Linked DNA regions of Mus musculus: region 1 is linked to region 2. The links are chromatin loops, found by intact Hi-C in ENCODE. Cell type or tissue: left cerebral cortex. All regions are shown on one strand. Each heading gives the region's core, and the rest is flanking DNA. Links, peaks and the distances in the headings are about the cores only. Region 1 overlaps Dock5 (dedicator of cytokinesis 5). Region 2 holds the start of Dock5 (dedicator of cytokinesis 5).

Region 1 (15,755 bases), core at 3,094-11,093, 100 kb before region 2:
CAAAGACCTGTAAGGGGAAAAAAGGGGACAAACTTACAGTTCTCTTATAATCTTTGCAACACACTCACAGAAGCTCGTGTGAGACCAATCAGACACCTCAAATAAACACGTAATCCTCCCTGGGTAACATCGTTTTGATGATGTTTCCTTCAAACTCACAAGAGGCCTCCTTACCTGAGAAGTCAACAGATATTGGTGACTTCAGTGGAGAACAAAAAGAGTAAAGATTATCCCAACTGATACCAAAGTATGTTTGCTCCAAGTGTAAGATTATGTGGTGGTGGTGCCAGAAATAATAGACGTTATTAGAAACCATTACATATACACACACAACATGGAAATCTAATTAGGGATGTCAGAGTCAGGGCAAATCATGAAAAAAAGAAATGAATGTCAGGGGCTAGAGAGATGGTGCAATGATTAAGACCTCTTGCTGCTCTTCCAGAGGACCTAAGTTTGAATTCCAGTGCCAGTGTTGGGCAGCTCACAATTGTTTGTAACCCCCAAGGAACCCAGTACCTCTCTTCTGGTCTCTGTGGGCATCCACACATGTGGCAGATACTCAAACACACAAGCATATACATTTTCTTAGTACTTAAGACAGAAGCAACTTAATGTCTTATATTTTAATTAAGATAAATGGCTAATAAAGAAATAAACAGGGCAAGAGAATACTGAAAGGAAAAAAGTGAATAGTTGTTAAATCTCTGACAACTACAGGATTTATTTATTTATTTATTTTTTACTTTATGGGTACAAGTGTTTTACTTGCATCATGCATGTCCATGGACTACATGATGCTTGATGACCCAGCAGAAGGACCATCAGACCTCCTGGCACTAGAGTTAGACTGTGTGAGCTGTCATGTGAATACTGGGAACTAAACTCAGGTCCTCTGCATGAACAGAAAGTATTCTTAATTCCTCTCCAAACCCTGAATTAGTCACTTCTTAAACTAAAGAAACAAATTCTAAGTGCAAACTAAGTATCAATATACAAATTGAAATACAAAGTCACAAAGCGATGTTGGTGATAAAGAAAGACCCTCACAAAGAAATCTGCCATGAATACACATTCACAGAGAAGCAGAAGCTCATCTACGTTTTGTAAAACAAAAACTGGAAACAAGTGCATTTTAGAGAAGATAGAAGAATAATTATCTGTTGGGGTTGGTCTGGTGCTGCTATGTACTCAAATGCTAAATACCGGCCCCCAAGATCTGGTTGCCCTAAGAAGAATGAATGCTCATGTACACCAGCTTTGGTTGTGCAAAACTTGCTTCCCCGAGTTAATTGGTCAATAAAAGGCTAAAAAAGCCTGTGATTGGGCAGTAGAGAGAGAAAGATGGGACTTCAGGATCAGTAAAGGGTCTCAGGAGAGACCAGAAGGGAAAGGACAGGGGAGATCAGGATAGGAAGCGGCCGCCATGAGAGAAGATGGACCATGAACATGTAGCCAGGGTAAACAGCAAGTATCAAGGGGCATATGGCTGAGATGTAAGTAAGAATAGCTCCAAACCTACCCAATCTAGGCTTATAGCTTGTAAATAAAGCATAAGGATTGTGTGTCTTTTATATGGGCTAGCTAGAATATAAGTTCTTATTACAATTATCTTCCTTTAAAAAAAATCTGAGATGGTAGGATATTCATGTATCTCTTAGACCATCCAAACTGGAGGTGCTTATTTAAATACATGAGGACCACTGTCTACTTGCCACCTTTCAGACAGGAGAGAATTTGCACGCTTGGCACAAAGGACAGGCAGCACTTGCACCATCCATCTGAGTTGAAGCTTGTTCCCACCACGGACCCAGAAGTCCTACCACTGGGAGTCCCAAAGCAGCGGTCCTAAACTCATAGAAAGCTTCAATACAGAAAGACTCATAGCAGGGTGGCTTACATTTACAGCACTAAGCAGCTAGAAAACTCCTTGAGTAGGAGTCTACTCAAGGAACTGGACCCCACCCCACCCCACCCCCAGCAGGCTAGATGGCAAAATGGAGTCACTCTGGTCATAGCTTTAAAAGGAAACTAAACTGTTATCTGGCCTTCTGAGGTATCAGGAGAGAAAGATAATGTCCAGATGTCCTTAAAAGGCTCCTGCAAGCCACAGGATGCTACTTGCTGTGTTTCAGTCCTGACATTAAAAATAATATGATTGGTTTTCTTACTGCCCCAAACCAATTGATTTTTATGTTTTCTTTCCTCCCTCCCTTCCTTTCTCCCTCATTCCTCCCCTCTTCCTGTCTGTCCATCCATCCATCCATCCATGTATCCATCCTTCTTTCCTTTTCCTTCTCTGTCTATAAACCCACACTTTCCTGCTCAGCCTCGCAGAAAACTAATCCTACTTTATGGAAAGAAATATCACTCAGCTGTCAAAGAGAAATAAAATCCAATCAAAATATTTAAATTAAATTTGCTATAAGTTTGGCTTTGAGCATTTTAAACATTAGAATGTTATACAACCACAAAAATAAAGAGATATTTGTGCTGGATAAAAAGACAACTGAAAAGGACTTTTTCTATTTCAGAGCAAGAAAGGAATGGCATTGTTTTCCATTCTGTTCCAAAAAGGAAATCCTATGTAAAATGCAATCTCACTAGTATAAGAATGTTCTACTCTAATCAAAATTATAATCTTAAGCTAAAAGATCTAAAGAGCAAGGGAGTGGGGAGATGGCTGTGAATGTGAAGTTCTTGCTGCACAAGACTTGAGTGTAGACCCCCAGCACCCATGACTCACTAGTAGGCATGAAGGCTCGCTATACATCCAGTGTTCAAGAGGTAGAGACAGGGATTTCTAGATTAAGCTAGATCCATTAGTGAAATAGTGAGACTCAAGCCTACACATGTACATCCCTACTCTGAGTGCCCATTCAAATGCAAACATGCATACAAACATATATAAACGGGGGAGCTAGTTATTTGTGTTCAGGTTCTTTACTGCTCCAATCTCTTTCTACCTGAACAACTGTGAACACCCTGAAAACTCTGTTTCCCTGCTTGATTTCATTTTAAACAGTGTCATAGGGTAGTAATGAAAAGAGGTGGCACCACTTCGAGAGCCTTTCAAGTTTGGCCGCCACCTTGGCACTTGAATTTTAATGTTGTGACCATTATTCCTTACTATTTGAATTTGAAACATTTCCACAAGAATTTCTCTTAGCTGAAGCTATCAAAAGACAGGTACGCGCAAGTTCCAGAGAAGATACACAAGCTCTGCCAGGTAGCCTACAAGTTCACATCAACGGATACTTGGATCATTCCGTCTCTTTCGAGTCTCGGAAAGCACAGCTAAGGGGTAAGTTTATTGAGGACACACTACAAATGCACTCCTGAGTCACTTTCTGTTGGCACATTTACTTTGAGGAGTTATCACTGGGAAGAGAGGACAGAAAAACAGTCTCGTGGGGGTGGTGGTGGTGGTGGAGTGTCTGTTCCAGGGAACTTACAAATCCAACCCTGATCCCACTAGAAAAGGTGAAGGTTTTAGATCTTCAATGCGGAGATATCTGAGAAGGGCGGTGTTCAGGGGAGGCTGCTTGGTATCAGAGTAGATGGTGAAAGGGCAGGGACCTTGCTCTGCATGTTCCCTCCCCGGTCCCCACCCAAAGTCCCCTCACCGGGCAGCCTGTGTACCTTGTCCTTTGTGATTCACTTCCTTTGCAGCTATGACTTTATTTAGGACCGACGTGAGTGGCTCATTCTCTCCGATCACGTGGGAGGTTATCAAGGGGGACATGATGAGCTGTCTCTGGCGGATGTAGGTCTCCATGGCAATTCTGGTGAAGACAGAAGAGGTAAGAAGGAAGGCAGAAGTAGAGAAAATATCTAAAGTGTGTCCTGAGAACGTGGAGGTCTTGGGGGAGCAATCTGGAAATACAAACACAAGCCTCAGCAGAGGGCTCGTGGGAAACCACTGTCTTGGATTATGTTCCCACGTGGTCCCCCAACAGACCGGGCTAAAGTCAACATGGACTCGTTCATCACAATGCAAATGCAGCAAGGCTTTGGTAAAGTAGACTATCTTCTAAGATCTCAGCATGGAGCAATTGCAGCTTAACCCCCCAAAGAGGCTGGCTTCAGCAAATACACCAATGAAAGTCCCCCAGAAAAGTTACCTACAGAAGTGACTTGAAGCTGACCCACCAGGTAGCTACCTTCTGTCTGTCTTCTGTCCCTGCCATAAGAGCAATGACCAATCCCAGGTTTGCTTTCTGCTTTTGTCTATAAGCCAATCTCCTCTGCCTGGCTCACGGGGACACTTCTGTTCTATGGCATGCAATGCTGCCCAACACTTCTAATCTAGGATTGGGCAACAGAATAGGAAATAAGGTCAACTATGTAAATTGCTGTAATTTTGTCCCTGGTACTTTCTTCCTTTCATTCTTCCATTGATCATATATGGGTATATATGTATGTATACATACAAACACACACACACAAATATATGTAAATATCATATATATTGAGATTATAATTCCAACATTTTTCCCTTCCATGTTCTCCCTCTAAGTCCTCCCACATACCCTTCCTTGCTAGCTCTCCTTCAAACTCATGGCCTCTCTCTTCACTAATTGTTATTGCATGCACATATGACTATCCTGTTCAGGCCATACAACACTACCTGGATGTTTTCAAGGCTGACCATTTGGAACTGGAGGGATGATCTGTGTGCCTTCCCTACGGAAGAACAGCTCTCTGGCCCCTAGTTTTCCTCAGTTGTCTTTAGCTAGCTCTTTGTATAGCATTGAGGCCTTATAGGCTTTTGCTTGTCCACTTGGGCATGTCCATTGGTGTTGTCCTTGTTCAGCGCATGTTTGGATAGTCATGCCAATAAGGCTTTAGGGGTGCAACTCCTTATTTATTACGAGGAGACATAGTCTCACAGCAAACTCCCTGGTCCTCTGACTCTTTCCACCTCCTCTTCTTAAACATGTCAGGGAAATGACAAGACAAAGAAAGTGGGGGTGGGCAACAATGGCCAAGTGTTAAAACACTGAAGTTCAAGCTGATGACTAAGGAGAAGTTAAGCAATTAAAGTCAGAGGCACTTAGACTTGGCTGCTTGGATAGGACAGAAGGACTAGCCAACGGACAGGAGACCTGGCTCCTGGGACTAGCTCCACCTGACAGAGTACTCTATAGGATCTTACTCCCCTGGGAGGCCCACATCCACACGGCCATTTGATACGTGGATACAGTATGTACAGGGGATAATGGGAAGGTGTTTTGAGATATTCGATGACTTTAAATTTAGGATTGCAGTGACCAATCAGCAAATGAGATCCAGCTGAATTAGCACATCAGGTAAGGTCCACTAAGAGTGAGGCCAAAGGACCAAACACAGCCCCCATTCTCTTGAAGTTATCTCCAACTATAATATCATCCTGTTGCCACACTATGGTCTTTAGTCTTCTCTGCCTACCAGACAGCTTTCTTTGTGCACATCCTTTTACCTGATGATAAAGCATACTGAACATGGGGCTGGAAATGGGGGGGGGGGCTGTTTTCTGTGAATGACTCTCCCTAGGTGGACTAGCAGAACTCACATATAAGTCACTGCAGCTTAGGGAAATGGGAGGACAGGCCCCAGGGTTGCCAGGGGGAACATAACACCATTATATAGTGGCGTTTGCTGCATACTGGGTAGTAATCAAACTAGGGCTGGGCTCCTTGGGAACTTTAACAAAAGCACATGCTATTCCGCAGGACCATCTCAGAGTTCACTGCTGCCGCATGGGTGGAGGTTTAGAAGTTGGGCAGAAAGTCATGACACTGAAGGTAGAAGCTACCATAAAGGGAATATAAAGAAAGGAATTCTTCAGATAGGTTTTTTTTGTCTATGAATACAGAACTTGATATAGTTATATATGTGTATGTATGCATGTATATGTGTGTGTGTATATGAGTAGCATTCATGGATATGAAAGTTATATATGTACATGTAATGTCCATGATATCTGTCTCTATATAAAATGTTTACTTATTTATTTTTTAGACAACATCCCACTATGCTTCACAGGCTGGCTTCACATTCATAATCTTCCTGCCTCAGCTTTCTAAGTAACTGGGATTACAGGCATCTGTGGGTTTTTTTTCTTATTGTTTTATTTTTTCTTATTGTTGTTTTGTTTTGTTGTTGTTTGAAAATAGAGATGTGTAACTTTAAAACAGCTTTCCAGAGCTCAGTACCATGTATAGTTTCTATGGTCCTGTAGCATTTAAGATCTTAAGCTGTTCAATTTTCTGCTTAATTACTTAAGACTGTGTTGGTATACATTATAATGCGAGAGCTCCCTGGATTTGTGTTTCTTAACACTGAGCTAAGATTTAAAAGACACTTTCTCTTGTACAATTATGTCCTTCTGTCCGTTTGCAATAGGATTTGTGTGTATGCGTATGTATAAATGGTACATTTTTATTTACGTGTGTAAGTCTCAGTGAGTGTCTGTCACATGCATGGAGTTGCCTGCAGGGGCAGCAAGGGTACATCAGATCCTCTGGTGCTTATGAACCATCCAATATAAATTCTGGGAACCAAATTTCAGTCCTCTGGAGGAGCAGCTGGTGCTGTTAGCCACAAAGCCGTCTTTCTAGCATCATTTATATGTAGTTTTTAAAAGATCTTTTCACTCAAATATCCTGAGGCTGGCTTCTGAAAATCCGTTTGTACTATCATTCTGAAGTGGCCATGCAAGTTAGATGAGACAATGTGCTGTAACTGGCACATAATCCCTGGCAGGGGTCACTCCAAAAACTTTTTGCCCTCTTCTTAGGCCACCATTATGTATACTGAACGCCAGAGCAGTCAAGGCTCCCACTAGAACTTGTCAGAGTTACAGGATAAGATTTGCTTGCTTGCACTCCCGAGTTGCATGGGTGGCTCCCGTTCCTGCAACCCAGCATAGAGCCTAGGGACAACGTCCCAGCTGCCCTGTACTGCCAGACTGCGTCCCCCAGTTCCTTGTCTAGGTCCCTTGCATACTCTTCTTGTCTAATCCCTTGTTACTATGAGTACGGTCCCTGGACCAGCACCTCAGAAGCTTGTCAGATGCAGGCAGACCTACAAATGAGAGCAAATGTTGATTCTAACAAGATTTCCCTGACAAATGATATGCATCATCCTGTCTGAGAAGACATGTGATTGTTAGTCAAACCTGTTCAACACAACAGAAGACAGATGCATTGCGGCACCTCTAACAATCAGATGACATCATCTCTGGATTCCGGTGCAGATGGATGCGTGTGTGCCCTTTATGTTATATTCCTTCTACCGAGTCAGGAAATGTTCAGTTTGCCCTCTTTGAGCCCAACATGAAGCCCCCTGAATAAAGTCTTCTGCAGAGGGCCCAGGTCACATTCTTCCGGCAGAACTACCTTCATATTTCCAGGAACAGAAAGGGGCCCCCCGCCCCGCTCTGCCTCTCCAGTCATGCCCCACTTGAATGGCTAAGCTGTACCTCGGGTCACCCCGGATGCGTGGCAGATACTTACTGCTGAAAGGGGATAAAATGTTGCTTTTCTTCATCATCCACCTTCCCATGTACAATATCACTAATATCCATCACTAGGAGAGAGACAAATGTCATTAGCAACACTAATGGCTTCCTTCATGCCTCCCTGAGCTGTATAGAAGAGGATGGTATCAGCAAACACAGAATGCCACAAGAAGAAAGGGACCAGGGACCAAGCAACCACTTACTATACCACGCCCAGCAGGGCAACAAGCCAAGAAAGGCTCAGATTTTCTATATCCAACCCTGCAGGACACACCTTCAAAACTCTGCAAGACTCAGTTGCTGTGTTCCTGGAAAACTTAGACATCATCATCATCATTACAATTATTATGATGATTATTGATAAGCCTTTACTGAAAGCCAATGAGAATTAATATTTCTAGCAGGTCTGTCAGAAGATTTAAAGGTCTGGAGAGAAACTCAGGATTTGAAGTGGCCACCTGTGTCTTTGATTTGATATCTACACCAGCTTTAAGAGTATCATAGAACAGACTACCAGCAATTGCCCCCCTCCCCCAACAGACCCACATCCCCGGGAGTGTACTTCAGTAAAGCCAGGCTGTAAGCCTTCACTTTCTCATTTATACAGCTGTGAGGAGCCCCACCTTAAAGAATGGGAAGGGTTAACTTGCTCTTGGTCACAAGTCTTGGTTTTTTTTGTTGTTGTTGTTATCTGTGTTTATTTGCTCTGTTTGTTTTGTTTTGGACCAGCTGGACTTAACCTAGGGCCTAGCACATGCCAGGAAAGCAAGGTACTACCAAGCCCACATCCACACAATTAGTTTTAAGTTTTTAGCAAAACCAGGGCATGAATTAACAATGAGCACTTTAAATCACATAACCATTATGCCCAGCTACAGAGAGGATTAACAAGCAAGCTGCAAAGCAGCTGGCTGATATGAGGCAAGGCCCTGGTAAGAGGGAAAACCATGGTTAATGAATTACAGTCTGGCTGTAAAACACATTAGCAATCCATTTCTCCACATCCCAGATAGTTTGTCTGTAGACAAAAGGAGTGAGGACTGAGAAACACAGTAATGTCCAAAAGAACTCCAAACAATACAGTACACCAGGCCAGGGAATAGTGCTGCCTGGAAGGGGCACACAGTAGGGCATCACATGCAGCTTGCTGTTACCCCTAATAGGACCTGATAAAAAACTGTATCAAAAATGCTGAGAAACCTATTTCTTAGGGTTTCATCATCTCGTGACATGTAACTTTCGTTAATGATCATCATCAGGGTTAAGAACGAATTAGAATTCGTCTTCTCTGCATTCACTACCCAGATACACACAACTCCCCCACTCCCCTGCACGCATACATATACTAACACAGAAAAGGAGAAGGAAGCCTCAACATACATATGCTAACACAGAGAAGAAGACAAAAGCCTCAAGTTTAAGTGTTCGTTTCTTTGGCCTGTTACAAATGGCAGTGACTTCTAATACATCTTTCTTGTGCAGACAAATAAATCTATTGCCATTGCCACGTAGACAGCTAAGTAGACCTGGCTGGGTTCCTTGTATCTTTTGAGATCCTACTTGAATATTTGATAAAGGAGCAATGCTGAGCAAGGTGGGACAGCACTTACCCAGAAGCTTAATACTTGAAAAGCTGGGACAGGAGCATCTCTGTAAGTTCCAAGCCAGCCTGGGCTACAGACTGAAACTGTGTCTCAAAAAGGCAGTAAGAAGCAATGCTGCTTCCCTAGACACCCCTTGAGCAGCAGGTTTCATGGGGACAGTCCCAAAGACATGGCACATGGTCATGTGGGACAGGAGGGCCACCTCCTTATCCACAGAAGCCTCAGGGTTGACTGAAGAACATGGGGTATCTGGCCCTGGTCCCAGGAGCGAATTTTTGACATTTCATTGGTGACTTTCAAAAAGCATTACTAATTCAAATCCTAATAAAAGACCAAATATCTGTTCTTGAAATTTAAGAGGCTACAAAGATAGAGGTATATATGCTCAGCCCAGGGAGTGGCACTATTAGAAGATGTGGCCCTGTTGGAATAGGTGTGGCCTTGTGGGAGTAGGTGTGTCACTGTGGGCGTGGGCTTGAAGACCCTCATCCTAGCTGCCTGGAAGTGAGTATTCTGCTAGAAGCCTTCAGATGAAGATGTAGAACTCTCAGCTTCTCCTGTACCATGCCTGCCTGGATTGAAGATCCAGATCCTAGCGGATCTTGCCCCCAAATCCCTTAATCTGTTATCTCCTAGAACACAGGATTCAGTTTCATTTCACTTCCTGGTGCCCCTTTAATACTTGAAACACATATTTTATATTTTTCCTTTTTAAGCTTGGTAAACTTATTCAAAACATTCTACATGAGCCTTAAAGAGAATAAAGTCTCTGGTGGGCTTTTTTGAGAGTTCCTTTGTCAGTGCAATTAATCTAAGTCTGTTCACCTCAGCCTCAGGCAAATTCTTTAGACAAGGGCAAAAAGTAGCCACATTCTTCAACAAAATACCACAAAAACAGTTTCTAGGCCACATATTGATATTCTCCACTGAAACCTCTTAGGCCAGGTCTGCACAGTTCAAATCACTCTCAGTAACAAAGTCTTCCATATTCCAACCAGGATAGCCCATTAAGCCCCAGTTAAAGCATTCCACTGCTTTTCAAATCCAAAGTTCCCAAATCCACATTCTTCCAAACAAAAGCATGGTCAGGCCTATCACAGCAATACGCCAGTCCCTGGTATCAACTTCTGTCATAGTTAGGGTTTTACTGCTGTAAACAGACACCATGACCAAGGCAATTCATTTAATTGGAGCTGGTTTACAGGTTCAGAGGTTCAGTCCATTATCATTAAGGCACGAACATGGCAGCATCCAGGCAGGCATGGTACAGGAGATGCTGAGAGTTCTACATCTTCATAATAAGGCTGCAAGCAGAATACTGGCTTCCAAGCAGCTAGGATGAGGGTCTTAAAGCCCACACCCACAGGGACACACCTACTCCAACAGGGCCACATCTTCTAATAGTGCCACTCCCGACAATATACAAACCATCACAAGGACTTCTTGGGACATCCTGAGGACTAATTGAAGCTAAGGATTCTCTTTGAAGGCCCTTAGTGATACAAAGTCACCTTTGAGAAAGGAGTCTCCTAAGCATGGAAAACACTTTGCAGTGAGTCAGAGTGCATCAGCAGAGCACCTGCTAGCAAGCAGTCCTACTATGTGTGAAACGTGGTACTGGGCACAAAAGGGAAACACAATCAGTGGCTACACAAGGACATAAGAGTCAAGGCAAGAGAACTGGTCATCCTGGGGCATGAATGGTGTGTGCCTAAGACTAACCACAACAACATGAGCCATTGCTTCCCATCTTTAGGGGCTGCCCTGTTATCTCTGTCTGCCTCCAGCCAGTCAGCCACCTTCTTTTCTCCATCTCTTTTCATTGCTATAAGTGGGGCAAAATATACATTGCATAGAAACTGCCGTCTTAGCCACCGTTAAGTGGTTAAGTGGAAGTAAGTACACTAACCTTATGGAACCATCACCGGCATCCACCACAAGAACTCTCATTTTCTCAGAGGGAACCCTATCCTCAAAAAGCAATTTGCCTCTCTCGTCAAGCCCTGCCAGTCCTATTCAACAGCTTCTGAACCTGACTCTTCTAAGCACCTCATATAAATGAATCCTGCAGCGGTGAGTTTTGTGTCTGTGTGTGTGTGTGTGTGTGTGTGTGTGTGTGTATGGCTTATTGTACTTAGCTCAATGTTCTCAACATTCAGTAATACTGTGGCGTGAGTCAGAAATTCCTTCCCTATTAAGGCAGAATAGAACCTCCTTTCAATAGCTATGCCATATTTATTTATCCATTCATCTACTGATGTATACTCGAGCACATAGTCCCCTTCGGCTCTTGTGAATAATTCCACTGTGAAGGTGGTGTTTTTTTAAGACCTTGCCTTTCAGTTCTTTTGGGAATATACCTAAAATGGGATTTCTCTCGAATATGAGATCAGATGATGGGTCTACATTTAGGTCTTTTAGAAACTGCAGAGAAGGGCGTCCCTAGAAGCGATACCATATTCCTTGGACTCTAGGCTTTCATCATACCTGCTACTCCAAAGGGCCTCCGGAGCCCACAGGTGTGCTTCTTGCCCTCCTTCAGCTCCATGCGGCCCACCCGGACAATCTGGCACACGAGGCTGATGCGTGGCCGGATGAGGTCTGTGCTGCTGAGGTCCTGCAAGCAGAGAACACATGAGAGGCTGGCTGCCCTGTCCTGCCTGGAGCGCACTACCCCATGCCAAACCACCACAATAATGCCTCTCTTTCTGCCCATCTAAGAATTACAGAGAACAGGGAAAATTACTCTCTAATTATTTATAAAACAGTCTTCTTTTCTTCCCTGGTTCCAACTTAGCATTTTAAGATTACATCAGACTTAGTCTAACACCTCTAGGTAGAGAGGTAGGGAGGAGGGCAAGGGGTTATTAACCAAGATGCTCTCTGATGTGTTGGGTCCTTCTGCTTCACATCTTAGTAGAAGACACATCTCAGGGTCAAGTGACATAGAAACTTGCACGATGCTGATGTTCACTGGGCATCCACAGAAGCCTGAAAGGGCTCAGGGTGGCCTTGATCTTGCTAAGTAACTGAGGTTGACCTTGAACTTGCTGCCTTGACAGATCTTGATGCCTTCTCCTCTGTCCTCCTGGGATTACAGGTATCCACCATCCCCCACTCTTCACCCTCAGCTCATCTTCTAAACAATCCCAGAGTCAAGTGTATCCCAGTATGGTTTATGAGGTTCCTTACAGGCCTCCTGAGAGGCCCTTTCCATGAACACTGAATAGCAACAGGGGAGTGTGTGTGTGTGTGTGTGTGTGTGTATGTGTGTGTGTGTAATTGTTCCTATTTGGAGCTGAGGCTCCTGTGTGTGTTCTTAAGGAGGGGCAAATGAGCCAGAAATGAGCTCATATATCTCATTTAGTTAACATCAAAAATAACTTCATTATATCTCAGAACCCTTCAAGGCAACAGCAGCCCCAGCCTTACTGAATCAAAAGCCACTTTTCAAATAATCATTCCAAATCTACGCCCTGTAATTTGCTAGAGACACATCACTGAGACAGCAATATACACCAGCAATCACCTGCCCTGAATCTCTGCTTGAGGTTCTGCAAACCTTCCATTAATAGAAGACAAAGTCACTGGGTGGCCGGTTCTAGAAACCGTAGCGTATTGATATCATTAAATAATACATAGTCGTTTATAAACGAGTCCTGAAGACTATTTAATGACCAAGGAAATGGCCACCACATTTTATTTAATTGAAAAGGCTAGACATGAAATTTACATACTAGATGACCCTCTGGCTGACTGGAGAGAGGGTGTTGGGGGCGGGGGTGGGGGAGGAGGAAAGGAAAAAGCAACTGCAGCTGTGGTAAGTTAAGGCTGATTAAAACGATAAACCAAAGATTTAACCATGCCTGTAAGAACCAGCCACGTGGTCTGACAAACACCATTATTACAGGGAAATCCTTACTTTGTTTCAAAACTGAACAAATACTAAAGTCTTGGGGGGGGGAGGGGGGACATCTATGTCTGCATTTGCAGAGGGTAGAGCCAGGAATGGCTCTGTGTAGGGACAGAGAAGCCTGTGTGTGTCCTGGAGCTGGGAGGCTGACAGAGGGGGGGGCATAGTTAGGTGTCACTAGAGCTTGGGTTTGGGGCTTTCCTTGTCTTAGACTCGGGATAGAGCAGGAAATGAAGCACTTGTGTGGACTGGTAGGAGATGGAGCTCTCTCACTAAAGGAGCTAGGGACCTAGACGTCAAGGTTTCCCAGGTCCCCTGGTGGCCCCAGAGTGTGTCCTTAAAAAGAAAAGTGGGAGAAGCTCAGAAAGTTCAAATATGAGGAAGACAGTTGCCAGGTCCAAACTACAGCCCCATACACTGCCATGCTCCTGAGCTGCAGGTTGCAGCACCCGGCAGGGAAGGGACTGGGTCACATTCACCCTCACTGTGACCTTGGTTTGAAAGCTCTTCTTCCAGTTAGGAATTAGCATAGCTGATGCTCTACAACTTGTCTTACTCAAACGTCTTCTATTTATGTGTTTTGGAGTGCTGGGCACTGAACCTTCGGCCCAGTGCTTACCAAGGAAGTGCCCGTACCACAGTTCTCCATGCCCAGCACTTAACTTAATCAATCTATTTAAAGCACAAGCTTCAAGGCTGGGGAGATGGCTCAGTGTATAAAGTATTTATTTGCCATGAAAGCATGAGAAACTGAGCCCAGGTCCTCAGAACTCCTGTAAAGCCGGGTACTACAGCACACACACCTGCAACCCTCACATTCTCAGGTAAGATGGGAGACAGACACAGGAGACTCTTCAGAACGGCCTTGCATACGCAATGATAAACAGCAACGAGACCCTCATCTTAAAGCAATGTGGGAGGTGAGGACAGTAAAAAAACACCCAAGGCTGTCCCCTAGTCTCTGCACATGAACTATGACACCTGGGAACAACACAGATACAAAAAGCTAAATCCACATATATGCATGTAGCCACAATTAAGGAGGGGGAAAAAGAGGCTGTGAATTTTAAAGAGAGCAAGGAGAGGTTATATGGGAGGGCCACGAAAGAGCAAAGACAAGGGAAGAATAACGTAATTACATTAATCTCAAAAATAAAATAGACAATAAGAAGAGGAAACCATTATCATTATAATAAAATCAATAAATAACTAACTGCAATAAAATTGAGAACAAAAATGAAATAAATAAACGTACAGCTAAAGCGCAGCCTCCCTGCACAAAGCTCTGGCAAAGCCCCTGGTAGCACGTCAGGATTGTCCATGTCGTTCATATTTACTGGCTTGTGTCATTATCGTTGACGGTTGTCTTTTCCACCAGCACAAACGCTGCTCAAGGACACAGTCCCTTTCCCTGTTTTGCTCACAAATGGTCAAGTGTGCACATCAGCATGTGGTACCTACTGTGTGTTCACTAAGTGACTAAATGACTGTGTTACCCCTACTCATTGGACAATGATGACTGTCCTTTCTGCCTTTATGTTTTCCATATATCTAGCACTGTATCCACTGTAAGAAAACATTGAAACAGAAAGTGAGGCCGGGCTGGTGAGATGACTCCATGGATAAAGCCACTTGCTGCCAAGGCTGAGGATCTGAGTTCTATCCCTGGATCCTCCCCAGTGGGGAAAGAACCTACTTCTGCAAATGGGCTTCTGACCGCCACAGCAACACGCCCACACACATGCGCATACAGAGACACAGAAAATAAACGAATGCAGAAACGTCTTATGAAGGAGGCAGGACTCACGGTGAACACTGCTTGCAGGTTATTCAGCTTCTCGATCTCCTTGGGCATCCCGTTACTGCCCCAGCGAATTAGGTAGTTCTCACTAGCAAGAAAAGAAAAGAAATGACTCTTAATCAGAGGCCATCTGGAACAGAGGCTGCTCACAGATACACTTGCAAGGGTCAAAACAAGGGACAGAAGTGTCCCACTGCAAGGCAGGACTGGGGAAGCATGCACACCTTCCCATGGGGCTTCTGCCTTTGGAAGAGTCCCTGCTATGGGGGACATCCTATACAGTGGCAGACACTGCTCACAGTGGCCCAGACATGGGATTTTATAAGATTCTTTTGTCTGGGGTCTTTGTCCTACCTCAACTTTCTTGTATACAAGCTCTGGCTTTGCTAAAGTGAGAGTTTAATTTTAGGGTCAGGCATGGTGGCTCTGAATGGCAATTTTAGCGTGCTGAAGGCTGACTGACATTATTTAAAGCTAGCCTGGGCTATAAAGTAAACTGACCAGTCTGAGATAGTCAGTGAAACCCTGTCTCAAGAGGCCACATTTACAAAACCTTAAATTGGTAAGTCACCCCCAATCCATCCTCCACCATCCACACGTTACCAGCTGAGCTATACCTAGCCCTAGTAACCACCTTTCACTGAAGCTAAACCCCCATTTCCTAAGTTGCTCCATAAAGAGCCATGCTGGGGCTCACCGATATCCTGACTCTTCCTTATAGTCTTGAAACTTTATGTCAACCTTTTTTTTTCCTGAGGAGTTTGGGGGCTCCTGGTTCAGACTTGAGCTGCAAGCAGAATTTTCAAACACACAGCCCCTAACTACCCAGCTGTCGCTGCTGAACCTGCAAAAGGGCATCATCAGTCATCCCCACAGCCCACAGCTGCCATGAGAGGTTACAGTGGGTATAGCACACTCCATGGGCTTGAACAA
Region 2 (15,755 bases), core at 2,856-10,855:
TGGTTGGATTAGTAGAACCTGAGGCATTCCCACCAACAGACACTTTCAGATCCTATCTGAAATTACCGCTATGTGCATGAATCAAGGTGACTCATCAATAAGTCACAATAATTATAACTATCGTTGCTACACTATTATTTAATATATTGATAAAAGATAAGGTATCCGAAAATGAGAAACGAACTGACGAGTATTTCAGTACAATGAGCCTCACTTCCAGTCCCCTGGACTCAGTAATTTCATCCAGTGGACGAGATCTGAGGGCTTCGCCAGATTACCAAAGGGTTTCCTGTAATCCTGAAGCCAAGAACCCCTGGAGTGAAGCAATCCACTGTGCCTCTCTAGGTACTAACTTCCTTTCTCTGAAAGAAACCGGAGACACTGGGTGGTGTGGTGCAGTAGACAGAGCGATTTCCTAGCATGCAGGAATCCTTGGGTTTAATCCCCAGCACCGCCATGGACCAGGTGAAGTTCCGTGCTATAATCCTAGCACTTGAGGCGGAGAAAGAAAAGTTCAAGGTTAGACTGGACCACAAGAGTCTAGAAAAAGGAAATCAGAGGTGGGTGTGGTGGTATCCACCTATCATCCCACCATTCAGGAGGCACAGGTAAGAGGAGCCTAAATTCAAAGCCAGCCAGGGCTATTCATCTCATTTTTTTTTTTAAAAAAAGAGGGCTGGAATGGGGGTTCAGGGACTAAAGGGGTGCATAATTCTTTCGGAGGACCAGAGCCCAGCTCCCAGTATCCACATCAGGCAGCTCACAACCACCTGTAACTCCAACTCATACCTATGCACCACACACATATAAACATGATTACAAATAATAAAAAATATATCCTTAAAAAAAAAAAAAAAAAAAAAAAAGACTAACAGGACCAGTCACAGTGAAATTCCCTCCCTGATGTCATACCCCAGCCTGAGGAATTCTGGGCCCACTGTGAGGCAGGATGGCTGGAGCAGGACACAGGCTGAAAGTACCAGAAAGACCCAGAGTCTGGCATAGGTCTTAAATTGGCCCTTGAGGATCTGTCCTACAAAGCCCGATGCCTGAGGCTAACTGGGGCAACCCAAGGACAAGGACACTGTGGAAGGGCTGACTGAGAAAGCCAGCGTCTCCCTCCCAAGGTTTCCCATCACACTATAGCTATAGATACCGGAAATCCCAACATGCATCAGTGAACAGCTCTGCAAACAGGCCACAAAGAATATAATCTTTGTTCTGGATACCAATGGCTGGTGTGGAAGCCGACTTAGAAATATACTTAAGCCAAGTGTCAGGGGCTAAGGCAGGAGAATGGGAAGTTAGCTCCAGGCCTGCCTGGGTTACAACGGGGAGACCCTGACTTAGAGAGAGACAGATTGAGAATGGTTGATTTAAAAGTTAAAGAGGGACAAGCATGTTTAGCACAGCTATGTGCTTAAAGTTCAAATATTAGTATTTTACATCTCTGTGCACTTAAACAGCAAAAAGGGAAAATACCAGGCCTGGTTCTATAGTTCCGTAAATTCAGTTACTTGGAATGTTGAGGTGAGAAGATTACAAATTCAAGGGTTGCCTTGGCTACTAAGGGAGTTCAAGGCTAGTGTGGCCAACCTAGCAAAACTCAATAATGAAAATTAAAGAGGCTGTATCTGGGGATACAGATCAATGCCAGAACACCTGCCTAACACTCACAAGGCCCTGCAGTCAGTCACCAGTACTGCCAATAAGGAAAACAGAAAAAGAAAAGTGAAGGGAAATATTCAGAGAATAACTATTTATTCTTAAGTACTTAGCACTCAGCTCTAAGCACCTCTTCCTGGAGTACTGATGTTTAGTATTAAACTACTTACTCGAGCCGGGCAGTGGTGGTGCACACCTTTAATCCCAGCACTTGGGAGGCAGAGGCAGGTGGATTTCTGAGTTCGAGGCCAGCCTGGTCTACAGAGTGAGTTCCAGAACAGCCAGGGCTACACAGAGAAACCCTGTCTCAATAAAACAAAAACAAACAAACAAAAAAAGTACTTACTTGAAAGAATTAAGTCTATCAACCCCCTTTCTGGATAACACAGATGTACACAGTGACCGTTTAGGTTCACTTAATGCTAGAAGGTGGACTAGCTAGTACTGTATCTGAGAACTAAGGACTCCTAGACACTTTCAGTCCCTTTTGAAAAACAACCAAGGGGAAAGCAAACACAGAAGGAGACAGAGGGGACAGTTACCTTCCCTAAGTGCAGATCACAGTCACACCTTCATAGCAGACCTGCCATGAGTGGCCGCCTCCCATGCAGCCCTGAGTCACCAAGCGCCCCATAGCTTCCTTCATCATCAGCCCTCAGAAATGACAAGTCCCACCATCAATACACCCAGTGGTATCCAAACAGTTCAGACTCTTAACTTCTTCCAATAGGACCCACGTTGGGACAAGTGGGGTGTCAAAGTTTAACTGGAAGAAAATCGCTTTACATCTCTAGAACAGTTCCGATAGCCTGCTTTACAAGGGCACCCCAGCATCGAGGGTGCACACAACAGAACACACTTACAGAGGAGGCCCCCCCCTTGCCCATAGCAGACATGTTCCAAGTACATGCTCTGCACAAATGCTTCTGAGAGGTTTAACTGATATTTAATCGGCATTGTCAAAAATGGAACAGCTAGTAATAAAATAGAATAATGTATGGAAACATAAGTCGTACGAATGCGTTCCTGTTCTCTCTCTCTCTCATATCCCATATCATATCCGGGCCTCCGTTGACTATTGAAAACTGTAACTGCAGAGGACAGAACTGTAAGGAGGATTACTGTTTACCTGGCCAAACCCTCTTACTGGCAGAAATAAAAACCCACAACCTTCACTTGCCAGAATCTTCCCCTGGAGAGACATAAGCAAACATCTACCCCCCTTTATAGAACAAACCAAAGTACAATTCCATCAAAAGTCACACTTGGGAGAGCCAATGACGAGTTCTCTGGGCTTCCTTACTGAGCACGAGAAGAGCAGGTGACCCCAAAGCAACCTCAACACTAGAAAGTCTCACCCCAGCGTGGATGACCGACTCCCCCTCCCGATAAATACCCTTGCACCCTTTACGTATGTGCAATTAGGGAAGAACTAATACCCTTAGTCATGCTGGGAATGGTGGTTACATGACTTTAATCTCAGCGCTCAGGAGGCAGGTTTGAACACAGGAGTTTGAGGCCAGCCTGGTCTACAAAAGTGAGTTCCAGGATAGCTAAGGCTACCCAGAGAAGCCCTGTCTCAAAAACAAAACAAAACAAAACAAAACACCCACAAACCACTAGTCAGAAGGGGTCAGAGGGAAGGGCTGGGGTCCCAGAAGAGAAACCAGTGACCTTCCTTAACTAAGCCTTCCTACATTAACAGTCAATAAAGCTGATTTGCTTCTGGCCAGTAGCCCCAGCTGTTCTGCTGAAGAGGCTAGCAGTCTATAGCACCCGGTAGGGGAGGGGGAATAAGGCAAGAAAGAAAGTAAGGTATGATCAAGAGATTGCAGTGAAAAGCTGCAGAGGTGAAGGAAGAAAGCAGAAGGCAGAACTGAACCCCAAGGAAAAAAGGCTGGGGTGTGGGATGCAGTGTATGTGTGGGGGGAAGGGGTGTCCTGTAGATGGGGGTACAAGCACAGGAGAGTGAAGTCCCACAGAAGTGACTTTCCATAGAATACCTAACCACAGAGATGAGTGGACTGTCTACAGTGAAGAGTTCACAGAAGGGGGAGGGACTTCAGTGTGGGGACTCTGACAACTGGACCCTGCAGCCAGGTACATCTGCTTCCAAATGCAAGAGCACAGAACCCGCCCCCTCCCACGAACACTCATCCCTGACGTCAGCGCATATTCTGTGCTTCAGCATCCATACCTACCAGGATCTGCTGTGTCTAGTGAAGTAACTGCCCCAGATTACACCCTGGAACAACTCTGCTAAGCTCTGTCCCCTAGAAACACTATCCGAACACTTTCAGTGCCCACTGATAAATAACCAAAAACCTGACTCCAAAACACGGGAATACTGGAAACATTCTTACTCCCGTGCCTATGGTTACATACAGCAAACCCATCGGAAACATACTTGTTGGGAACAACTTTTAACCCAGGTAAAGTTAGAAATGACCCTTTTATAATTAGTGGTTAGTTACTGCTAAGCATATTTTAGTCATTAATTAGTACTCTATAATGTTTAAATAAATTAATTTCCTCTTGTGGTACAGAAGATGGAAGCCAGGGCTTTAGGCATGCTCTATGATTGTCACACCCAACCCTTCATCCATTTTACAGTATTTCACTTACACAATGACCAGCTACTTACTAGCAGGTATCTAGTCAAGTTACTTATCAAGGCTAAGTCAAGACCTACTGATCTGGGACTGAAGAAATGTCACCTTTCCATGTAACCCACAGCCATGTGGAGGAGCAAAAATTCTAAAAGTAAAGACAAATTAAAAAAAAAAAGGTTGAGAATTATGCATATATATATGTGTGTGTGTGTGTGTGTATATATACATATTTGCAAATGTACATATGCAGGCTTTCAATCTGCATCACATTATAATATACTAAAGACTGAAGGCGGTGTCTGAGTCCCGGTTACATAGGCACATAGGACTTCATGTCTGTCACGGCAGACTGATAATTTCAGGCAGTGTTCCTGTGGGTCCAGGACTTGAAGGAAAAGAGGTGCGCTGACAGGAGTGAAGTAAGGGGTTGCATTTCAAACGCGCCAAGTGAGTGGACCTGAGAGAAAGTGATAAAATTCCCACACAACACACTTGTTTATTCCAGAGGCTCCATTTAAAGTCTAATTCTCCTGGCAATCGTCCGGCTAAAGGTGAGTGCTTCCTCCCTGACCTGGCTCAATGAAAAGTGAAAGTGGAAAGTTTTTCCACCTGGGTCCAACCCCTCAACGCCAAGGTTTCAGATCCAAACCTAGAGGCCAGAGTTCAGCAATGACGGAGCGCTAGGGTACTGCGAACACAAACGCCACCCGCTTGCGCGGAACCTACCCTCTTCCTGCCCCTGGGGGGAAGCTGTGTCACACCTCTCCAACCACGCCAGTAGGTCAGATGGGTGTCCTCACAAACAGCCCCAGGACCCCCTTGCCCTCCTTCCCACGCCTCACACTTCCTGCCTCTTCCATCACCTCTACTGGCAACTTCGGCTTCCCATTTTGTCTTTGACTGCGATCCGGACTGCAGTCCCAGGGAGGGAGGGAGAGAGGGAAAGGGACTCTGGAGCTTCCAAGTGGGATCTGGGGAAGGGCACTCGCAAAGCGCACCGTCCCACGTGCGGCCCTCGCTGGCCACCAACGGCAGTGGGGACCTGGCGCGTTCCCACAGTGTGCGCCACTAGAGTTGGGGTTCGGATAGGGGAGGATCAGAGTCCCCAAGCCTAAAAGCACTTTTACACCAGAGCGGGCTAGACTCCCGGGGTGCAGCAGCGGGACCGAGTGGCCGAGTGTGCGCGAGCTCCGCGGGGCCAAAGTGGACTCCCGGGCGCTCGGGCGAGGGTGGGGCGGGGCAAGCACTCACCAACCCCATACTTCTGCCTCTTGGTAGGGATCCAACGGGCCATGGCGACGACCTCGCCCCGCGGCGCTAGCGGCTACAGACACTCGTGCTCGGAGCGCTGCTGCGCCGGCCGGACTCCTCCGCCATGTTCCGGCAAAACTTGGACGACTTTGGCGCGCCGGCCGCGTCTACGCCGTCCCGCCTCGCTCGCGCCCGGGGCCCCGCACGCACGCCCGCTCGCCCGCGGTCACCTGCTGGGACCGGCGGCCGTGCAGCCCCGCGCGCCCTCCCCGGCGCCGCCCGGGCTCCTCCCGCTGGCCGCGCCCTCTGCGCCCCGGGGCCGCCCGCCTCCCCCGCCGGCTCCGCCTCGCCCGGCTGGAGCCGCAGCCCGGAGCCGCCCGCCCGGTCCTCCCAGCGTCGGCTCTGCGATTGCCCAGCGCTCCCGGGCTGCTGCGCCGCCGAGCGCGGAGGAGGAGCTGGTGAGAGTCACCGGTCGCCTCCGGACGCTCAGTAAATATTTGTTGAATGAATGAGCCGTGAGCTCCCGCCTTCGCCTCCGGGAGCGTCTGCTGCAGCCCCGAGAGAGCCGGAAGCCGAGCTTCAAGGTCCGCAGAGAACTGGTGCAAGGGACACGGGCGCTTCAGAAGTAGACGTATCCAATCTAGAAGACCCTCCGTTAGGACACTGTTGACAAAGCGCTAATCCGGAAACCCCAAACTCAGGGATTTATTTCTCCTCAGTTGCAGCAACACAAACTTTCACACTAAGGGAAGAAGTTCGCTCCAAAAGGTTCCCCTTTCCAACTGACCCCCTGCCCAGAAGGCATCCTTGTGGGGAGGACCCCAGAACATCTACCACCACCACCACCACCCCACCCCCCAACTCCCACCACTGTCCTTTTTCAGCCTGGGACTGAGGACTCCAAAAGGCAGTTGTGCGTTAAACTACACAGGGGTGCGCTTGGCGCCCTCTGCCGGCGGGGAGACGCGCTTCCATCTTGGAGAGACCTCCAGAATGAAAAAGCTACTTAGTAGTAAGGACACCTCACACTTAGAAGTAAAATTTCAGACTAACCAGCCAACCAGTTAGCTTCGCCATCTGAAAAATACCTCTTGCGGGAAATTGTGTTGTTCTTGGAGTCTGTGGAGGCTTTCTTGCCGGTTTGGAACCTGACAAGAACAGAACATGTAATTAAAACACACAGTAATAGACAGTAATGCTTGATTAGAGATGAGTGAACTCTGATGACTTTTTGCAAACCATGCCTGAATATATATATATATATATTAGTCTTGGTTTTCCTCCTGAGAAAGTAAGTTCTGAACTTAAAGTCCTGGTTGAAAGAAACAATAGGTACTTATGACCGTGCTTCAGCCATCTTTCTTAAAGTGGTTCAGTCGCATCTCTTTTTTTTTAATGCCAGTTTTTATTCTTGATAGTTGAGATCTTAAAGTTGAGTATGATTACATAATGTGTCATTTATCTCCTTTGTGATTTAAAGTTACATGTTCATTGTATACTTAATACTGAATATTTAGAAAAATAAAATCACCAAAAATTCTAAGCAATAGGGAAGCAATCAACCAAACTACAAACTGAGCTACTGTACTAAGCAGTTCTCAAAAGAAGAAATTAAAAATGGCTAAGGAAACACTCTAAAAAAAGAAAGAAAAAAGTTCCAATAGGAATCTATTTATAATACACAGCAAGACATATTTCCATCAGTGTAGACCTGACATCCACAAAGATTTCCACCATCTCCCCAAAAATAACTTCTTCTAGGTCAATGATGTTGTGATCGACTTAACCACCCAAGCTAGATAATTTCTCTTCCTTCCGCCCTAAGTGACCTACTATGTGTTGGGCACTGTTCCTGGAATGGAGGTTCAGTAGTGAGGTAAATGAGACCCCTACCTTCACACAGCTGTTGGAAGAAGTTAAGACTTGAAATTAATGCATGCCAAAGGAGGCTAGGCCTGCAAAGAGAAACCCTAGCCAGGAACATGGGGAGTGTGGGTGCCAGAGATTTACACAGAAACATCTGGAAAGACATCTGAGATAAGGGGAGACTGAAAGGCAGAACTACAGGAAGTGAGGATGACCCCATGATAAAAGGGGGAGTGTTCTGGACCACATGGACAGCAAACACAAAGGCCACCAAGCAGGTCTAACAGGCTCCAAACTGGCATAGAATCCTGGACAGCGAGTGATCTGAGCGAAACAGGAAACTTGGCTCAAGAGGCACCGGCGAAGGAGGGCCATGACCCGGACGAGGACTTCCTGTGTTGTTACAGATTCTAAAGGTTCTCGGGCTTGTGTCGGTGGGGATACCAGACACTGTCCAACTGTGTCTGCTGTGGTGTGAACCGACTGACTCTAAAGGGCTAACTAAGGATGCCAGTTAATGGAGAACGCCAGGGATGGTAGGCTGCTGTGAAAGGGGCTGGAGTTCTAGACATAAACTGAAGGGGGCGCCAACAGGAAGACAGTGCGAGCAGAGAGGGATTCTCTATGAAGCTTACTGGCCTCTCTGATTTACCAGTCAAAGATGCACATAGGCTCTACAAATTTTGATTTTGTAGTGTGAGGGATAAAGTAAAGAATGACCCGGGGCTTGAACGACTGGTGATCACAGCTGTCATTTCTGTTTGTTGTTGATCTTCCATGATAGCATCCTTGTGCATATCCTCTGCTTTGGATCAAAGTTTACCTTTGAGTATTTCCTAGGACTTACTCCCCCCCCCCTCAGCTATTACTCCCCTTGGACCTTTAGTAGCTGTCAACCTTGGTCTGGAGCTTAGGTCTGGGCTGCCCTGGGGCAGGAGCTGCCCTGAGTTGCCTCAGTTGCCTGTGTGCAGGGAAGTGATGATCTTTGTTCTTTAAGCAGGCTTTTATCTTCCTTCCTTCCTTCCTTCCTTCCTTCCTTCCTTCCTTCCTTCCTCCCTCCCTCCCTCCCTCTCTCCCTCCCTCTCTCCCTCCCTCCTTTCTTTCTCCCTTCCTTCCTTCCTTCCTTCCTTCCTTCCTTCCTTCCTTCCTTCCTTCTTCCCTTCCTTCCTTCCTTCCTCCCTCCCTCCCTCTCTCTTTCCCCCTCCCTTCCTCTCTCTCTCTCTCTCTCTCTCTCTCTCTCTCTCTCTCTCTCTCTTTTCACTTAATGAACACTAGGAGCGTTAATCCTTTTACTCAGTGGAACTTAGTTTCAACCAGAACCATTTCAATTGATTGACACTTTGATCTTTCCAAAACTTCAGGTTCGAATTTGGACTCTGGAGATTTCAGGCTTTGCAATCGTTGATTGCTTTTATGAAAAGAGTTGCAGGGAATGGAAGAAACTTCCAGTGTGTTTATTCTTTTCCCTCTGCAGACTGAAGTCCACCCACTTTGTGATATCAGATGGTTCCATTCCCAGTCCATTTAAATCATAAAAGCACAGCTATTCAAAGTCTTGTTATTAAAATGAGGTTTAAAATTAGACAGCTGACCAGATGGGTGGGTGGAATAACAGCACGTTTCCCAGAATTATTTTTTTCCTTTTCCTCTGGTGTCTTTTCAGAAAAACATAAGAGAGAGAGAGAGAGAGAGAGAGAGAGAGAGAGAGAGAGAGAGAGAAATTAATTCCACAATTGCAGCTATCTAGAGTCTAAAGCCCATAAAGATACCAGCAACTCTTGCACACAAGAATATTCACATCTGTGCTTGTGGGAGCTCCAGAGAAAGAAACAAAGAGAAATGAATTTCCAGGGTAGGCTAATTGACTTGAATTCTATAGTTATCCCTGACAGTACCTAATATAGGATACGAAGACAGCTGGCTAGCCAGGGCTCTACTTTCCCCATTAATCAGGTCTATTTTACCAAGTTTGACTGACACAACTTTCTTGTGAGAAGATATGGGTTCTGTTAAGGACAGTTTTGTGGGTGTTGGTTTGTTTTGTTTTTTTTTTTCTACATAGGGAGATGAGTTGCTGCTGGAAGTGCAGGAAATAACGAGAAATACAAATGATGACTGGTTCTAAGCAGAGGTTTGTGGGCATTTACAGGCAAATGCAGTGGAGCAAGAAATGGACTGGAATTTGGGACCCTTGAGCTGAATGGGGCAAAGGGGCTCCTCTTTCGATCCCCACAAACACTTCCTCAGGCATCCCAGAGATGCTCACATGACGCTCTAATGCCAAACTGTGCAGGTGCTGAGCATCGCCAGACCATCCTCATCCTCGGGTCTGCCATCTTTGGAGGCAACGTGGACCCTAAAAGTTAGCACAAGAATCGTGGTTTTCAAACCACCCCTCTCTTGATCCCCTTTGTGGGAAGATTTATGCTTGGTCAGCACTTCAACCTCTTTTCACACTACAAAACAAGACCCTCACAGTTTTATTTCTAGGATGTCCTTTGTCACAGACATCTACATAAGTTGGTCCCACCTTGCGGAGGAAATTGATGCTAAGAGCATTAAGAAATCATTAGTTCGTTTGCTCAGCGGCTGGACAGCTGGACGTGGCGCCATGGTGTGCTGTAACCCCAGGGACTCTATAGGAGATCTCTATAAGGAGGTAGAGACAGGAGGTTTGCCCTGAAGCTTGCAGGCCTCATGCGCATGTGATACACACACACACACACACACACACACACACACACACACACACACCAGCACTCACAAACACAGACACAGAATTTTAAATTAATCATCAGTGTGTTGAAACTGTAACACGTTCCCAGTCGTGTGAGGCAGATGAGAGCTCTTCAATTTAAAAAGAACTACATTTATATAGTTGTAAATAGTATATATGGTTTTTGAAAAGTCCGTGTATGTACATTAAAAATATCTTCATAAAGCTTGGCAGGGTCATACACACCTGTAACCCAAGCACTCAGAAGATGGAAATAAGAGGATCAAGAGTTCAAGACCAGCCTAGGATACATGAAACCCAGTCTCAAGACACAAAAAATAGGAGCTAGAGAGATAGCTCCATGGTCAAGAGCACTTAGCGTTTGCAGAGGCCCCGGGTTCTGTTTCAGCCATGCAAGGCAGCTCACAAACACATGTAACTCCAGTTCCAGGGCATCTGGCATCTTCTTCTGACCTCTGTGGGTTCCTGTGTGCATGTGGGGCACATAAATGGATGCCGGCACGCACATAACATGAAATAACAAATAAACCTTTTAAAACAAACTTAGTAAAACTGTTCAAATGAGATAAGGATGAAAGTTAGGAGGTAATATGGAAATCTCGTGGGCTGTGAGCAAAAAGCTGGAAATCGTCCCCTTACACTTGACCTATATCTGTAGTAGGAGTGAAGTTCACCAGCTCTTGATCCCGGTGACACTTGGACGATATTGTCTCCATGACTGTCACATTCAGCAGTTCTTCCTATCTGGCATGAAAACAAAATCTTAATCTAGAAATTTCATTTAGTATGAGAACAGTTTTGAAGACACTCGCCATTATAGAGTAAGGAACATGTGTGGCCACTTATACCTGGTTTCTTTACTACCCATGCATTCCTTCAAGACAGATGAGGTAGAATTGTTACCGACACAATAAATGCAGTAACTCAATGGATCCCAACCTTCATAATGTGACCCTTTAATATAGTTCCTGATGTTGTGGTGGCCTCCAACCATAAAATTTTGTTGCTACTTCATAACTGTAATTTTGCTACTGTTATGAATTGTAATGTAGATATCTGATATGTGACCCCTGTGGGAGTCATGATTCACAGGTCGAGAACCCCGGATGTAACGCTTATTCTCTTCACCTAACAAATGTGGAAATGGTGGTTTAGAAGATGCACAAAATTGCCTGCACAGTCAATTAGTGTCAGACAGAAGTAAATACAAGCCCAGAGCCCTGCTGGAAACTGAAGATCACTGGCCTTTTTTCTGGAAAGGTGTGTGTGTGTGTGTGTGTGTGTGTGTGTGTGTGTGTGTGTGTATGTGTGTGTGTGTGTGTGTGTGTGTGTGTGTGTGTGTGTATGTGTGTGTATGTGTGTGTGTGTGTGTATGTGTGTGTGTGTGTGTGTGTGTGTGTGTGTGTGTGTGTGTGTGTGTATACACCTTTGTTGACCAAAATAAAGACTTAGTTGCAATTATTTGACTCTGCGCTGAGACAGGAAAGCCGCCACAGTCAGTGTGTAAATGAATGACTACGATTCTGTTCAATAAAACCTTATTTGTATCCGAATCTCACATAATCTTCATAGGCATGAAATAGCCTTCTTTGGATTTTATTTACCAGTAATTTAGGAAAGTGAAAAACAGTTATAACTCCTGGCTATATAAAAGCAACAGATAAGCTGACTTGGCCCTTGGGCCCTTAAAAAACAAAAATAAAAAAAACAGGATCCCCACCACCCTTAGGTAGGTGGGATGGCTGGGGCACATCTAGGAGTAGGGTAACAAAGGAAAAACTTTCTCACTGGAAGTATATGCATGAGGGTCTGGGAGAAAAGTCACTGGGAGAAAAGAGCCCTAAGTAGTAAAGGTTGACTTAGAAATCACAAGGCTCTGGAGAGGGTTATGAATACGTAATCCCAGAGCTCTGGAGGTGGAGGTAGGAGAATGGTACATTCCAGGGTAGGCTGACCTCTGTAATAAAACCTTTTCTCAATGAGAGAGACGGAGAAGGTGTGGTGGTGGGGTTGAGAAGCCAGAGACTGTGGGGTGTCTAAGAGCAGTGAGAATCCAGGTTCTTTGTTTTTATTAACTTCTGACCTAGCCTCTTTGAAGTCTATTCTGAATGAAGGCAAAAGACTTGACTGTGATGGTTTGAATATGCTCAGCCCAGGGAGTGTGGCACTATTAGCAAGTGAGGCCCTGTTGGAGTAGGTGTGTCACTGTGGGCATGGACTTAAGACTCTCCTCCTAGCTGCCTAGAAGTCAGTATTCTCCTAGCAGCCTCCAGATGAAGATGTAGAACTCTCAGCTCCTCCTGCCTCCTGCCTGCCTGGATGCTGCCATGTTCCCACCTTGATGACAATGGACTGAACCTCTGAACCTGAAAGCCAGCCCTAATTAAATGTTGTCCTTATAAGAGTTGCCTTGGTCATGGTGTCTGTTCACAGCAGTAAAACCCTAACTAAGACAATGGTGACGATGATGACAACCAAAAACCAACTCTCTATGAGACAGTGGAACACACAAGAGTGCTTTAGTAGCCATAGCAGACTCCTCCAGAGGGAACAGGGGCATCTCAGTGGATGACTCCACCACTACCACCACCATGAGAGACAGGAACTAGAAGGAAATGTTACAATACCCATGACTAGACTAGAAGGACCAGATGGGTGTGGAGATTTCACCTGGTGAAGGCTAGGCAGAAGATTGAATAGCCAGGTTGCTTTGTCAGTCCTTAGAGGAATAGCTTAGGGTCTTCCAGAAATATCCGAAGGGGCTTAGAAGGCAGAACAGGCAAGTTCATGGTCAACTAGCCTGCAACAGCTACTTGTTACCCCTACCTGCTCTTTATCCCTAAGATTCATGGTTTTGAATGCTAGTGTGTGTGTGTGGTGTATGTGGGGTGTGTGTGTGTGTGTGTGTGTGTGTGTGTGTGTGTGTGTATGTGGTGTGTGTGTGTACGTGTATGTGTGTGATGTGTATGTGTGTGGTATATGTGGTGTGTGTGTGTGTGTGTGTGTGTGTGTGTGTGTGTGTGTGTGTATGTGTGGTGTGTGTGTGTGTATGTGTGTGTTGTGTGTGTGTGTGTGTGTGTGTGTGTGTGTACCCTTTGGGGAGAAAGGGCAGACAGGGTAGAATTGTTACAGACACAATAAAAGTGACTCAGAGCCTTAGGAGCTGTTAATTTCCATGGCAAGAGTTTCAATTCCTGTATCTTGGAAGGTGCTCTTTGAAACCATGTGCTTGCAAAACCCTTGAATAGTGTAAACTAGATCTAGGGTAGGATGCTGGCAGTGCTAGGAACTGTCCTCCGCCTAGTCCAGTCTCAAGACGTAGCTTCAGCCAAGTGCCTTGTTCATATTTGGGCAAGGCTCCTGGACTCCGGAACCCTTTCCTTTCAAGATAACCAACTGTCTTTAAGTGCTTTGCAACAGTTGCCTTACTCAGCAGGGCAGTTCTGGCAGGCGGATTCCTGGAGTTCATTACTTATGTGGTTTCTTAGTCATCTTATTGTGGCATGGTGTTCTTATTTAAACAGGCCCCTCCCTCCCATAATACTACACCTCAGGGTTTGTTCCCTTAAACAGTGCATGCCACATTTGCAGAGAGCCCCTGAGGAGGAAAATTAGCCCACCTCAGTTCTTCCTGGATGCCAACCCGACTTAGAAGTGGTCTATTTGTTATAGTGTCCCTTTGTTAAAATGGTCTTGGCACACTCAAGTGCCAGGCAAACCCTGGGAGGTGGTTTTTATTTTTCCTGTGATTTGCCAAAAAGTCCTCCCAGAATCTCAGTCTGTGTGTTTGCAAATTGCTCTTGTAATTCTTTGCCTTGGTGCAAAGGCTAGAAGTCTTCAAGATGGCATACAAATTCAAATGGAAGGAACTCTGTACCCAGATGAGAACAGCAGGAGAATTCAAAGAGCCAAGTAGTTAACTCAATCTTCTATAAACTGTTTTAAGTAGAAGTGTACTATCAGGAAGAACGGCTTAGGGAATTTACTCAAGAATGAAAAGGAAAAGGCTGGGCGTGGTGCCCACACACCTTTAATCCTGACAATTGGGAGAAAGAGGCAGAAGGATCTCTGTGAGTTCCAGGACTGTTAGGGCTACATGGAGATGTTCCCTCGGAAGGAGGAGGAGGAGGAGGAGAGAAAAATAAAGAATAAAAGGAAAATATAGAACCACAGTTGTAGAGAAACCATAGTATATAAGACTGAGTATAGTCATGTACAAGTCTTATAAAATAAATTGTGAAGAATCATAATGTAAAACATTTCCCTGGGAAATGTAAATTAAAAAAAATGAGAAAAGGAAAGAAAGAAAAGAAAAGAAAACCCAAGCTCGAGTTAACTAAACAGCAAAGAAGTAACAGGAGTAAAAATATTACTTGTAAAAAATATGACTAATTGGAACAGCAAATACCTTTGACTACTTGATAAATAAGTCAGTTAAATACAACATTTACTCTCTGTATCATTTATTTTTCTGTTGAATAATAAAAACAACATGACTAAAAGCAACTTAAGGAAGGAAGGGTTTAATTTAGTTTGGAGTTCCCAAAGGATAAGAGTACATCATGGTGGTGTGCATGGCGGGAGGCATGGCAGGAGGCATGGGGCAGGCATGATGGCAGGAGGAGGAAGTTGAGAAATCACATCTGAAGCAAAAGCTTGAAGCAGAGATAGGGGAGGGAAGAATAGAGGGTGGAAGGGAGGGAAGGAGGGAGAGAGAGGGAGAGATGAGGCGGGAGGGAGAGAGAGAAGTGTAGGAGGATAGTAAGGTGAGGCTAAATAACCTACCCCTGACCCCAGTGATGCACTTTCTCCTCCAAGGCCCCACAACCTAAATCTTTACCACCAACTCAGAAGCAAGTATTCAAGTACCCTAGCCTATGGGGGCCACTTCTCATTCAAAGCATCACACTGTCCATAGAAAAAGGTGGAAAATCTAATTTATCCTTTGAAACTACCTTAACCCTATTTGAGGTCCAGGAAAGGAGGGTCACAGAAGGCTGGAAGGCTGAGAATCAGAGGAACTGTACAATGATAGGACATACTTTATTCACTCTGGGTGAAAGCCACTAATTCAGACAGTCACTGCAGGTATCAGGCGAACACGGGTATATATCCATACAGAAAAGAGGCTAGGCACACAGGCCTATAGACACACAGACAGACAGGCAGACAGGCAGACAGGCAGACAGGCAGACAGGCAGACAGACACAGGCTGTTGAACGCAAAGTTTCAAGTCTTAGCGTTGGACCTCAAGGCTGTATTTATACAGTAAACACACACACACACCACAAACACACACACACACACACACACACACAAAGTGACATTCTGCCAGAAATGGCTATATAAGGGATTACATCACTGTTTACATCTGGGGTTCCCCAGACATCCAGTGTTGACTCACAGCCCCCCTGCCCTATGTCCAGTGTCAGCCATATTTTAACTAACTCATACAAGAGATGTATCTCAGCCCCATGTTGTCTAATCATAACCAGCCCTTCACAACCTTCTGTTCCCAACAGCCTAGCAGTAAAACTTGTTAAAGCACATGGCGTAAAACCAGAAATGTATATCTCTATATGTATACAGATCAGAAATACCACTCTAGCCAAGATCCAGAATAA

The links. Peaks named below come from ENCODE experiments on the same cell type or tissue, not always from the same donor. Only the 100,000 strongest peaks of a DNase experiment are listed, where the experiment ranks them.
Region 1: it touches region 2 in a loop (2.5-fold over the local background); 2 of 42 quality-filtered maps call a loop at or near these places.

Annotation. Positions count from the first base shown.
Region 1 is chr14:67,824,719-67,840,473 of GRCm38, forward strand. It overlaps Dock5 (dedicator of cytokinesis 5), which reads right to left. Exons shown (of 52, transcript NM_177780.3): 9 at 14,829-14,910; 10 at 11,596-11,725; 11 at 7,500-7,572; 12 at 3,643-3,785; 13 at 1-7. Among named protein-coding and RNA genes, the nearest start is that of Mir6539, 27 kb to the right of the region's middle. In left cerebral cortex, for the core only: a CTCF peak has its summit at 6,471; no DNase peak of the experiment used is centred there.
Region 2 is chr14:67,927,764-67,943,518 of GRCm38, forward strand. It overlaps Dock5 (dedicator of cytokinesis 5), which reads right to left and starts at 5,809. Exons shown (of 52, transcript NM_177780.3): 1 at 5,529-5,809. The coding sequence starts at 5,571. In left cerebral cortex, for the core only: CTCF peaks have their summits at 6,490 (motif pointing left) and 7,969 (motif pointing right); DNase peaks (open chromatin) are centred at 5,247, 5,586, 6,081, 6,482 and 4 more places; H3K4me3 peaks cover 1,570 bases; H3K27ac peaks cover 681 bases.